2 separate regions of the Mus musculus genome follow, and region 1 is linked to region 2. Evidence: chromatin loops called from intact Hi-C (ENCODE). Cell type or tissue: heart. All regions are shown on one strand.

Evidence for each region. Peaks named below come from ENCODE experiments on the same cell type or tissue, not always from the same donor. Only the 100,000 strongest peaks of a DNase experiment are listed, where the experiment ranks them.
Region 1: a loop joins it to region 2, with 3 times the contacts of the local background. A loop is called at or near these places in 9 of 42 quality-filtered maps.

The regions. Positions count from the first base shown.
Region 1 is chr6:120,953,434-120,958,433 of GRCm38, reverse strand. It overlaps Mical3 (microtubule associated monooxygenase, calponin and LIM domain containing 3), which reads left to right. Exons shown (of 32, transcript NM_001270475.1): 26 at 1-193; 27 at 641-735. Among named protein-coding and RNA genes, the nearest start is that of Gm43915, 2.9 kb to the left of the region's middle. In heart, no CTCF peak of the experiment used is centred here; DNase peaks (open chromatin) are centred at 1,400 and 2,953.
Region 2 is chr6:120,896,397-120,901,396 of GRCm38, reverse strand. Bid (BH3 interacting domain death agonist) reads left to right here. Exons shown (of 6, transcript NM_007544.4): 3 at 1,031-1,241; 4 at 4,038-4,177. Among named protein-coding and RNA genes, the nearest start is that of Bid, 18 kb to the left of the region's middle. In heart, a CTCF peak has its summit at 3,082 (motif pointing left); a DNase peak (open chromatin) is centred at 3,066.

The sequences.
Region 1 (5,000 bases), 57 kb before region 2:
CCCCCCGAGAAACCCAGCCCAGGCCTCCCAGAAGATGTGGTAGCCAAGCCCAAGTCCCTGTGGAAATCTGTCTTCTCTGGGTACAAGAAGGACAAGAAGAAAAAGAGCGACGAGAAATCGTGTTCCAGCACGCCGTCCAGTGGCGCCACGGTGGACTCCGGCCAGCGCAGGGCGTCTCCAATGGTGAGAGCAGGTAAGGATGGCCAAAGGATGCTCACAGGACGGTTGTGAGGAGTGCCTCCCTGGACAGTCAGCTCACAAAGATCCACTTTCCTGGGCTGCTCCCACAGGGGTTCTTAGGAGAGGGAACAAGCCACACCCAACTCAGCCTGATCCACTGCATGAACCGAGGCAGATACCAACTTGGGACCCAGTAGGGTGGACTCCCGTTGGTAATCCTCTCAGAGTCGCATGTCCCCATACATGAGCCTGATTTTGAGTGGAGCAGAGAGTCCTGCCAAGGGGTCTTGAGCAGGTGTCTAGGGTGTCATTTATTTGGTGTTAGGCCCATCACCTTTGGGGATAATCTCCTATTTCCTTAAGAGGATCTTTTAGAGACCCACCCGTGGCTGACTTCCTGCAATATGGGTTCATGGGGTTACAGGCTGCCATCTTCACCTGGATTTCCTTCACCCAACAGAGCTGCAGCTCCGCCGCCAGCTGAGTTTCTCAGAGGACTCAGACCTGTCCAGTGATGACATCCTTGAGAGGTCTTCCCAGAAGTCCAAGCGAGAGGTGGGTGGGCCCAGTCCCCTTCAGAGAGAGGGTGGGGAAGCATCCATTCATTCTCTGGTAGGATAGCAGGCTGTGAATGGCAGTCTGAAGCCAGGGTGAGGAGCCAGTGCTCTCTCTGGTCTCATAGCAGGCAGACTTTGGAGTGCTGTGCCAGCCCACAGTCAACAGCAAAAACCACAGAGAGGTTTCTCTGGCCTTTGAAATCAGCAGCTGGGGGTATTGCCTCGGTCTGAAGAAGCCAGGGTACACTGTCAGTTAGCAGCCTTCCCTGAACGTTTACACCATGAGCAGAGTCTGTCAGGGCCAATGGGAGAAGAGCTGAGTACTACTTGGAGTACTACTTGAGTCATGCAAGTATGGACACGGCACTAGGCATGGAGGGGGTAGGCCAGGTGGCTCCATCAGGGGAAGGCCTGGTGATGCTCACTCTCTGGCAATTTGTTAAGTAGAACTTTGTTTAAGAATTGACCCTGAAGCAGCATTAATCAGAAGTTTTGTGTATGGGTTATCCACTGGGGCATGGGCAGTCTCTCAGGGACCAACCCCCTCATGTACCTTTTTGACATGGCTTCTCAAGGCTTGGCCTTAAGTCACCCCCTCGGCCAACAGCCTCGAACTGTAAACCAACCAGGGCAGGCTGTGGTAGTTCTGCACCTAATATGTGTGTGTTTCACTGAGATGGTGTCTTCCTGTTACAGCCCCATCCTCCAGCCTGACTCGGTTCCTCTTTTAACTCAACAGACTAGAAAAAATTAGTTCATTCTTATCTTGTTCTCCATTCATCTGTCTCGTCTCCCTGGGCATAATGATAGCTCTTTATCTGCTGTCCTAGTCACCAAGAACCACAGACCTCTCGTCTTCCATCGCCTGCACCCAGGCCTCGTTTGTTGCATCAGGACTCCAAGTGTAGGACTGGGACTGTGTGCTCTTTATGGGGACTCAGTGCACTGTGTTGCTACTGGGTGTGCCTGCTGAGGTCTTCCAGGCAGTGAGTGACATTGGCACAAAGGTGGGGTGTGTGCATGCACATGAGGTTCAAAGCCCATCCCTATACTGGGCTCAGGTACTGTCTTAGGAAGCCTGAAGGAGCCCGAGTAAAGGATCGTGTGGCCCAAAGTCCCCTTTGCTTCCATGGTGAGTGTGCTCATGTGAAGACAGTTTGTGTCAGTCACAGTGGTCAAATCTTCTATCTCTGTGTGCCTTTGTGGTCAGGTCACACTGCTTCTCCATGAGGTAATGAATCATCTTACCACAGTGGGGAGTGCCAGATGCTCCCAGTTGGCTATGCAGGATCCATCATGCTGGTATAACCACCCAGTGACCATAGCCAGGAAGAGCAGAGGAACTTATTTCCTAGCAGTGTGAACAAGCCAGTCACAGATTCCTAGAACAGCAAGGGCCTGGACGCCTTATGTACTGGGTGTATTCCACGGGGACAGGATCATTCCTTGGTGGTCACATAGGGAATGCTGAGGACCAGAGGCAGTGGCAAACATGCCTCTTAGGATGGCGTTGTATCTCACTGAACGAGGGCAGGACAGGGTATTAAAATATGGAACCTACTGGGTGTGGTGACTCCATGCGACCCTAACAGTCTGGAGGCAGAGGCAGGATTGCACAAGTTCAGGGCCAGCCTGGGCTACCTAGTGAGTTCTGGGGATATATACAAGCAAGATCCTGTCTCAAGAAAACAAAAGGAGGGAGAGGGGAGCAAACATGGAACCTCAGTGGGGGACAGGCCAAGACAATGCATCCACAAAACTGTAGAGAATGGTTTGCAACCTCTGTGACATCTAGTGGTGAATGCAAGCACAATACGTATTTTTTAAATGCCATCGTCAAATGGATGTCAGGTTGCTAGTAGGTGACACTCCTGTGACTATTGGGAAGATGTGTCTCTCCTGTGGAGGAGGAAATCCATGCTGGAGCTTCTAGAGACTGGGTCTCTGACCTCTAAACAACTCAGTGAAAGAAGGTGCTATGTAAAGACTGTGCCCTCAGGCTCACATGGTACTGTACCATCTGGAAGTCGAGGTAAAGGGTGTTCTGGCACCACTGGCTTCATCCTTCAGTGTTGCTGGGTTTGAAACCCCTCAAAATTAGAAGAATCAGGAGCAAGGGGCCCACATTTGCCACTGCCCTGGTCCTGCTTGTCTTCAGCATTCCCTGTGACCACAAGGAGTCATCTTGTCCCTGTGGAGTCCACCTGTCACATAAGATCTCCACGGGCTTGCTGTTTTAGGAATCTGGGCTTTAGCTTGCCTGGAGAAGGAAGCCTCTGGCCACAGTGTGGTATAGGAGGAAGCCAGGCTTCTTCCTGTTTCACAGACCCAAGGCCTGAGTCAGCACTTGAGAAAACAAGTGCCTGGGTTTAGTTTCCATAGCGACACGTGCACAATGAAAACCAAAACCTTGATTTTACTCAAATGTTTATTATACAAAATCAAATTATTTAGGGGTTATATGTTTCTATTCATGTGTGTGCAAGCACATGCATTTAACATGCATGTGAGAAGCTAAAAGAACAACCTTGAGTGTCACTCCTCATGTGTCTGTCTACTTGTTTGTATGTATGTATGTATGTATGTATGTATGTATGTATGTATGTATGTATGATAAAGAGTTCACCATGTAGGCTAGACTGGCTGTCTGGACAGCAAATCTTGGGGGTCAGGATCCACCTGTTTCCACCTCCTCCCTAGCTGTAAGATTACAGGCACACCCCACCAAGCCTGGCTTTTTATACGGGGTTTATAGCTCACTCTCAAGTCTTCATGCTTGCAAAACATGTATTTTACGAACAGGCTTATCTCTCCAGCCCAATCTAGGTTTTCCTAGCCATCTAAAGCCCTGACAACAAGAAGTAACTTCCTTTTGCTTCCATCTGGTTCTTATGAGCAGCCTGCCCAACTACTCCTTCACCACTGAGGCCCACTAGGGTCTGTCCTGCCCTCTACGAGCCCCCTTATCCTGCTTGGTAGCCCTGACACAGTTCCATTGCCAGCGAGCCATGCTCTTGACCCTACTTTCCCAGGTGACCCAGAGTGTGTCATGCTTGTCTTCCCTGTCACTGCCACTGCCAGGTTGGCACCAGTCGCAGCAGGGAGTGCATTAATAAGGGGCTGCTGTGGATCCCTTGCAGACAGGTGTCGGCATGGCTCTTGAAGTGTGTCAGTGTAGGACCCTGGGGACCACATCTGTACTTTACCTTTTTAAACTGGCCCGTTCTGCATGACGACTTAACTCACAGTCGGCTATGCAGGGGAGAGGAACTGAGCAGGCATGATGCCCGTGCTCAGAGCTAAAAGCAGCAAGTGTGTGCCCAGCCAGCATGCATGTGGTATCCTGTGCAGGTCCCCCAATGTGCCACCCTTAGCGTCCTCCTGTCCTGGGTGCCACCAGATTCCGATTGCCTGCATCCACAGGGACCTTTAGGCACTTTATGTGACCCATGAGAAGACCACAAAAGCAAAGGAAACCGGCCAAGGCTTTGAGCAACTCTGGTCAGTGTGTGAACTGGAGAGGTTTCAATGGTTGCCCAAACACTGGTACTTCCTCTAAAAAACCGTGATTTGTGCTGGTTTGGTTCCCTTCACTGGGTCTAGTTCTGAAAAAGCAGGTTTGCCCAGTGTCAGGACATGTCTTCCATTCCATGCTAAGTGTTCAGTGGCAGGAACAGAGAGGAAGGAAGGGGCTGCCGTGGCTGAGGAGGGCCAAGTCACCACACATTTCGACAAACTGGGATCCAACAAGGAACAGACACAAGGGGCTCCAGGGTCTGCTGTTCTGCGAATAGAAAAGTCAACCCCAACTCTGACAGTGGAGTTCACTGAGACTCATCGTCCAGGGTCCCTTCTTGTGTAGTCTTGTGTGGCATTGTGGGACACGATCATGTGATTGTCTGGTGTTTGTTTTAAACCTCTAACTGATTTTGTTCCATTTCTGTTTTCATTTTTTTAATCATCATTATCATTACTGTTCTGTTTTGTTTTCCGTTGCCAATCCCCTTAAAAGTCGATTTATGTACCACACGCCTTGGCATTCAGGAGAGCCTGTTCATCAAAGGTAGTGTCTCATTCCCACTGTCTGGCCCTCCTTGCATGCCTGTCTGTGATTAACCACTTGGACAGCCCTGCTGGGCCTGCAGCCGCGTCCTCACTAACTGTCATACGTGCATGCAGCTGTCACAGTAGAACCTTCTTTAGTTGTGTCACAGAAAGAGGAGGAGACAGTCACTCTTCCATTGGCCGGAGCGCATGTCATCA
Region 2 (5,000 bases):
TCCTGCAGGGCCTCTTGAGAGTGGGCCCCTCCTGGACAACGGTAGACTTGCTGCTGTCCCCTTCTTCTACCTTGGAGCAGGAAAGCTGAGGCACAGAAGAAAGTGAAATGCTGACATTTTCTCTTACATCTTGGCATTTGACATCCTTGCCCCACATCAGAACTTGTATCTTATTGTAGATGTTTCTGACTTTATGACAACTGTTATGCACACAGTTGAGGGACATTAAGTGAAGCAGGTTTTGCTACTACGTTTTTTTGTACTACAGGGACTCATGGAACAGGCGTTGCTGAGTGCTCCTCCTTTTTTTTGTTTTTTGTTTTTTTCGAGACAGGATTTCTCTGTATAGCCCTGGCTGTCCTGGAACTCACTGTGTAGACCAGGCTGGCTTCGAACTCAGAAATCCGCCTGCCTCTGCCTCTGCCTCCCGAGTGCTGGGATTAAAGGCGTGCGCCACCACGCCTGGCGCTAAGTGCTCCTTCATAGTGCTCCTACCCAGGGCTGCTTTTGTACACACCATAGAACTGGCAGAGAGGCCGGTGAGCAAGACCCTCCCTGCTGCCTCTGATAGTGCACATGTCCCCCTGAAAGGCACAGGCAGAGTCGGACCTGGGTCCCTGCTTCCTAGAGTTTATCAGGCATCCTGTGTCTGCTCATGAGGGAGTGAGGGGAAAGAGGAACCGCTTGCTGCTAGGAGCACAGCCCGTACAGTCAGGCTCAGCCCTGAACGGAAACATGGATGGAACTGAAGTAATGACATTTGCCTGCCACCCCAGTGTCCCTGAGACCTTCCCTCGAAGCAGCTTCCCCAGTGGGTGTCTTCAGGAGGGGATCTGTAGAAGGTGGCTCGATAGCCCCTTGGTGTCTTCTGTTTGGCAAGCACACCACAGCCTGTTTCTCTGCCCCTGGGCCTCTCACTAGGGCATTTAGATCCTCCGAGTTATTGGTTGTCACAGGCCATTGTGACTCGGGTCCAACTGTGCTCTGACCCAGGCTCCCGTGAGCCTTCCTGACTCCCCTTCCACCTTAGGTCAGCAACGGTTCCGGCCTGGGGGCCGAGCACATCACAGACCTGCTGGTGTTCGGCTTTCTCCAAAGCTCTGGCTGTACTCGCCAAGAGCTGGAGGTGCTGGGTCGGGAACTGCCTGTGCAAGCTTACTGGGAGGCAGACCTCGAAGACGAGCTGCAGACAGATGGCAGCCAGGCCAGCCGCTCCTTCAACCAAGGAAGAATAGAGCCAGGTAGGTCCTGGCCTTGTCCACCTCATCCCAAATGTAGCCTTTACTGACCCCCAAAAGCTACAAGGGCTTTTGGAGCTCAGTCTCTAACCTTACATTGTCAGGCTGGTGTGTGTGTGCATGTCATGTGACTCCTGTCTTATGATCTGCATGTGACTGCCCCCAGTAATGTCCAGTTCATATGACATCGCCTGTATCAGGACAACTAATTAGAAAGTTCTTCCTTCTGATGAGTCCTGAGTTCTCTTCAGGTCTGGACCTGAGGATCCTCTCTGGACCAATATTTAAAACATGGTTTTTAAAACATATGTCCCAAACAGTTATAGTACAGCCAAAGTATGGAAATTGATTGTCTAGTTTAGGCTTCATTGCTGTGAAAAGACACCATGACCAAGGCAACTGTTTTTTGAGGGGGAGGGGGCTTCGAGACAGGGTGTCTCTGTGTAGCCCTGGCTATCCTGGAACTCACTCTGTAGACCAGGCTGGCCTCGAACTCAGAGATCCGCCTGCCTCTGCCTCCCATGTGCTGGCTAGGTTTTTTATTTTATTATTTTTTTTTATTTCTTAGTTCTTTCCTGCAACTATCAAGTCATTCAGAAAAGAGGAGTCAAGAGAGGGGATGAGGTACATTTGAAATAAAAAACTATAATGATGATTGGTCCTGCTTCTGCCTCCCTAGTGCTGGGATTAAAGGTGTGCGCCACCACGCCCAGCCCAAGGCAATTCTTATAAAGGACAAATTGGGTTGAGGCTGGCTTACAAGTTCAGAAGGTCAGTCCATTAACATCATGGCAGGAAGCATGGCAGCGTCCAGGTAGGATGGTGCTGGAGGAAGAGCTGAGAGCTCTGCATCTTGATCCAGCTGTCATCTTCCGGGCTGCTAGGAGGAGGGTCTGAAAGCCCACACCCACACTTCTTCCAACAAGGACACACTTCCTATCAGTGCCACTATCTGGGCCAAGCATGTTCAAGCCACCATGCTGGTCAAGATGTTATAACCCAGAAGTGCCATCAGCTTCAGCTTGTGGAGTTTTGGAAAGTAGCAAGGCAGAGTCCTTCGTCCTGCCATTCAGATCTGGGAGGTCTGGGACATTGCTAGTCTGGTCATGGCTGCCAGGTAAGCATCCTTCAATAGCCACACAGCACCTCATTTGTGTAGGCTAGCTGAACTTTCAATCCAGTGAAAACTCCTGCCGTTAGAGTCATTTTGCCTCCTAAATGAAACTTTAACATATGTGACTTGCTATTACCTAAAGAGATGACCGAGTATTGAAGTATCCTGACCCTCATTTCCAGATAAGGAAACTGAGGCACAGCAGAGAAATGGCTGACCTCAGATCAAACTGCCCATGCAGCAGGAGCAAGGCTCAACCAAGCTGCTCCTTCATCAGTGCAGTCACCTCCTGCTAAGCCTGTGTCACTCGGCTGCTCCTAGCCTTCACCTGTCCCCTGTCCCCTGTCCCCATGCTGTGTTTACAGCAACTGAGGAGACCTCCCTAAAGGCTGAGGTGCAGCGAGTGCTCAGAGCGCTGTGGGCAGCATGCAGGTGGGCATCACTGAGAAGTTCTTCAGAGTGTACAGGCCTGGCTCGGGCTCTGCTCCTCCAGCACGTTCTGGAGCTGCATGATTTTTTTTAAAATGCTTGTCTGTCTGTCTGTCTGTCTGTCTGAGTATGGGGTATGCACATGCCCTAGCATATGTATGGAGTCAGAGCTGGCTGTTTTCCTTCCACCATGTGTGTCCTGGGATCAAACTCAGGTCAGGATACTTCAGGACTCTAAGCACTGCTGCCCCCGATCTTGGACACAGAGGCTTCACTGCCCTCTAGTGGTTGCAAGGGAGACCAGCAGCTAGTTTGGCTTCCCTACCCCCCTCTGGCTAGTTTATTTCTTTTGAGACAGGGCCTTACCCTGCCTAGCCTGAAATTTGTTGTGTTGACCAGGCTAATCATGAACTCCCAGAACTCTGCCTGCTTCTGCCAAATGTGGTTCATTTTTCAAATGCCCTGAAGTGGTATCTTGAGTAGGCTGGGATGTGACAGGTATTCTCTACAAGCTGGGTTTTACCATAGCCTTGTCTCCGAAGCCCACCAGTGAGCCAGCCAGCCAGGCCAAAACTGAAGAGAAGCGCCAGGCAGTCCAGGAAAGGCTCAGGAAGTTCAGGGCAGCGGGAGGAGGCTCTGGCTGTGCGCAGGTGTCTGTCACTCTGTGCCATACCCGCTTCTTTCTGCATCAGTCCATGCCAGACTTCAAAGCCTGGCTTAAGTCACGAGACTGGGGATGACGAGGCTTTGCAGACGATCGATCGGCTGCAGATTGGGAGCAGGGCAAAGTAGTGGCTTCAGCAAGCCAGTGAGCAGCTGAGTCTGCCTAGAACACTCGGCGAGTAGTGGATTTAAATCACAGGGAACCGGAAGCCATGCAGTTACTGTCACCTAAGCAGAAGCAGTGAGCACCAGAGAGGCCTTGAGGAGAGCAATGTGGTGACCATGTGACAGGCATGGACTGAGGGAGGGCCTGGAGTACCGCTGAATGCTGAAGCAGTTGCCCACTGCATTAAAGCAGCAGTGACACAGGCAGGACACAGGACAGGAGCACCCCCAACCCCCCAGCCCCCGCAGCAGCAAGCATATAATCTGGGACAGGCCTGCTTCTCCAGCCAGGTTCTGCTACCCAGGCCTTCCCTGCACCCGGGGAGGGGCGGCACTCATGGTCCTCACTAGGGCAGGTGCGGAGGTAGGAAGTGGCCTGAAGCTGTTGACAGAACCATTGCTGAGTCTTGTATTTGTTGCCTAAACAGATTCTGAAAGTCAGGAAGAAATCATCCACAACATTGCCAGACATCTCGCCCAAATAGGCGATGAGATGGACCACAACATCCAGCCCACACTGGTGAGACAGCTAGCCGCACAGTTCATGAATGGCAGCCTGTCGGAGGAAGTAAGTATGACTCTGGTCTGGGAGCCCCTCTTATGGGACATTTCGGAAGTGTGGGACATTTTTCCTTGTCGAACCAGTCTTTCCCAGGAAGTAAACCCTGTCCTTGACTGCCCGTCAGCATGGTCTCTCCAAAGAATTTAGTCAGAGTACAGAGCTTAGGAGTCAGGCCTCCAGGAAGATCCCTGAAGTACCTGATCTGTACAGATACTCAGTCTTCTCTTGTGGCGAACTCCATGTCGTTCCCCCAGGGTGAGCATCTGCTGGGCTGTGTGGTTAGAATCAGCACATGGAAACCGATACAAGTCCACCTCTTGCTGGGTATACGGTGAAGGACCCAAAGCTCGTTCCTCAGCACCGGGTCCTTCCTAAAGCAGAGGTGGAGGGGTGGTGGGGAGAGGGGAGAGAGAGAAACCAAACCCCGGGGCTGTGAAGTACCTGCCCAAGGAAGAAGATTCTGTTCTTAGGACTTCCAGCAGCTGAAATCGTGGCTGCCCTCACCATCTAGATTCATTGTGCCTACATACAGCCTGTCTTTGCTGGCACTCTCTCTACCTGCCACTCTCCAGTGGCTGTCAAAGACACACACATTTGTCAACAGCCTTGGGCTCCTCCTATGGGGTAGATTCTTTAATGTGAGCCACAGAACCTGAAGCTCACTTTCCACCCCACCTTGTTTTTTTGTTTTTTGTTTTTTTGTTTTTTTTTTGAGGCAGGGTTTCTCTGTATAGCCCTGGCTGTCCTGGAACTCACTTTGTAGACCAGGCTGGCCTTGAACTCAGAAATCCGCCTGCCTCTGCCTCCCAAGTGCTGGGATTAAAGGCCT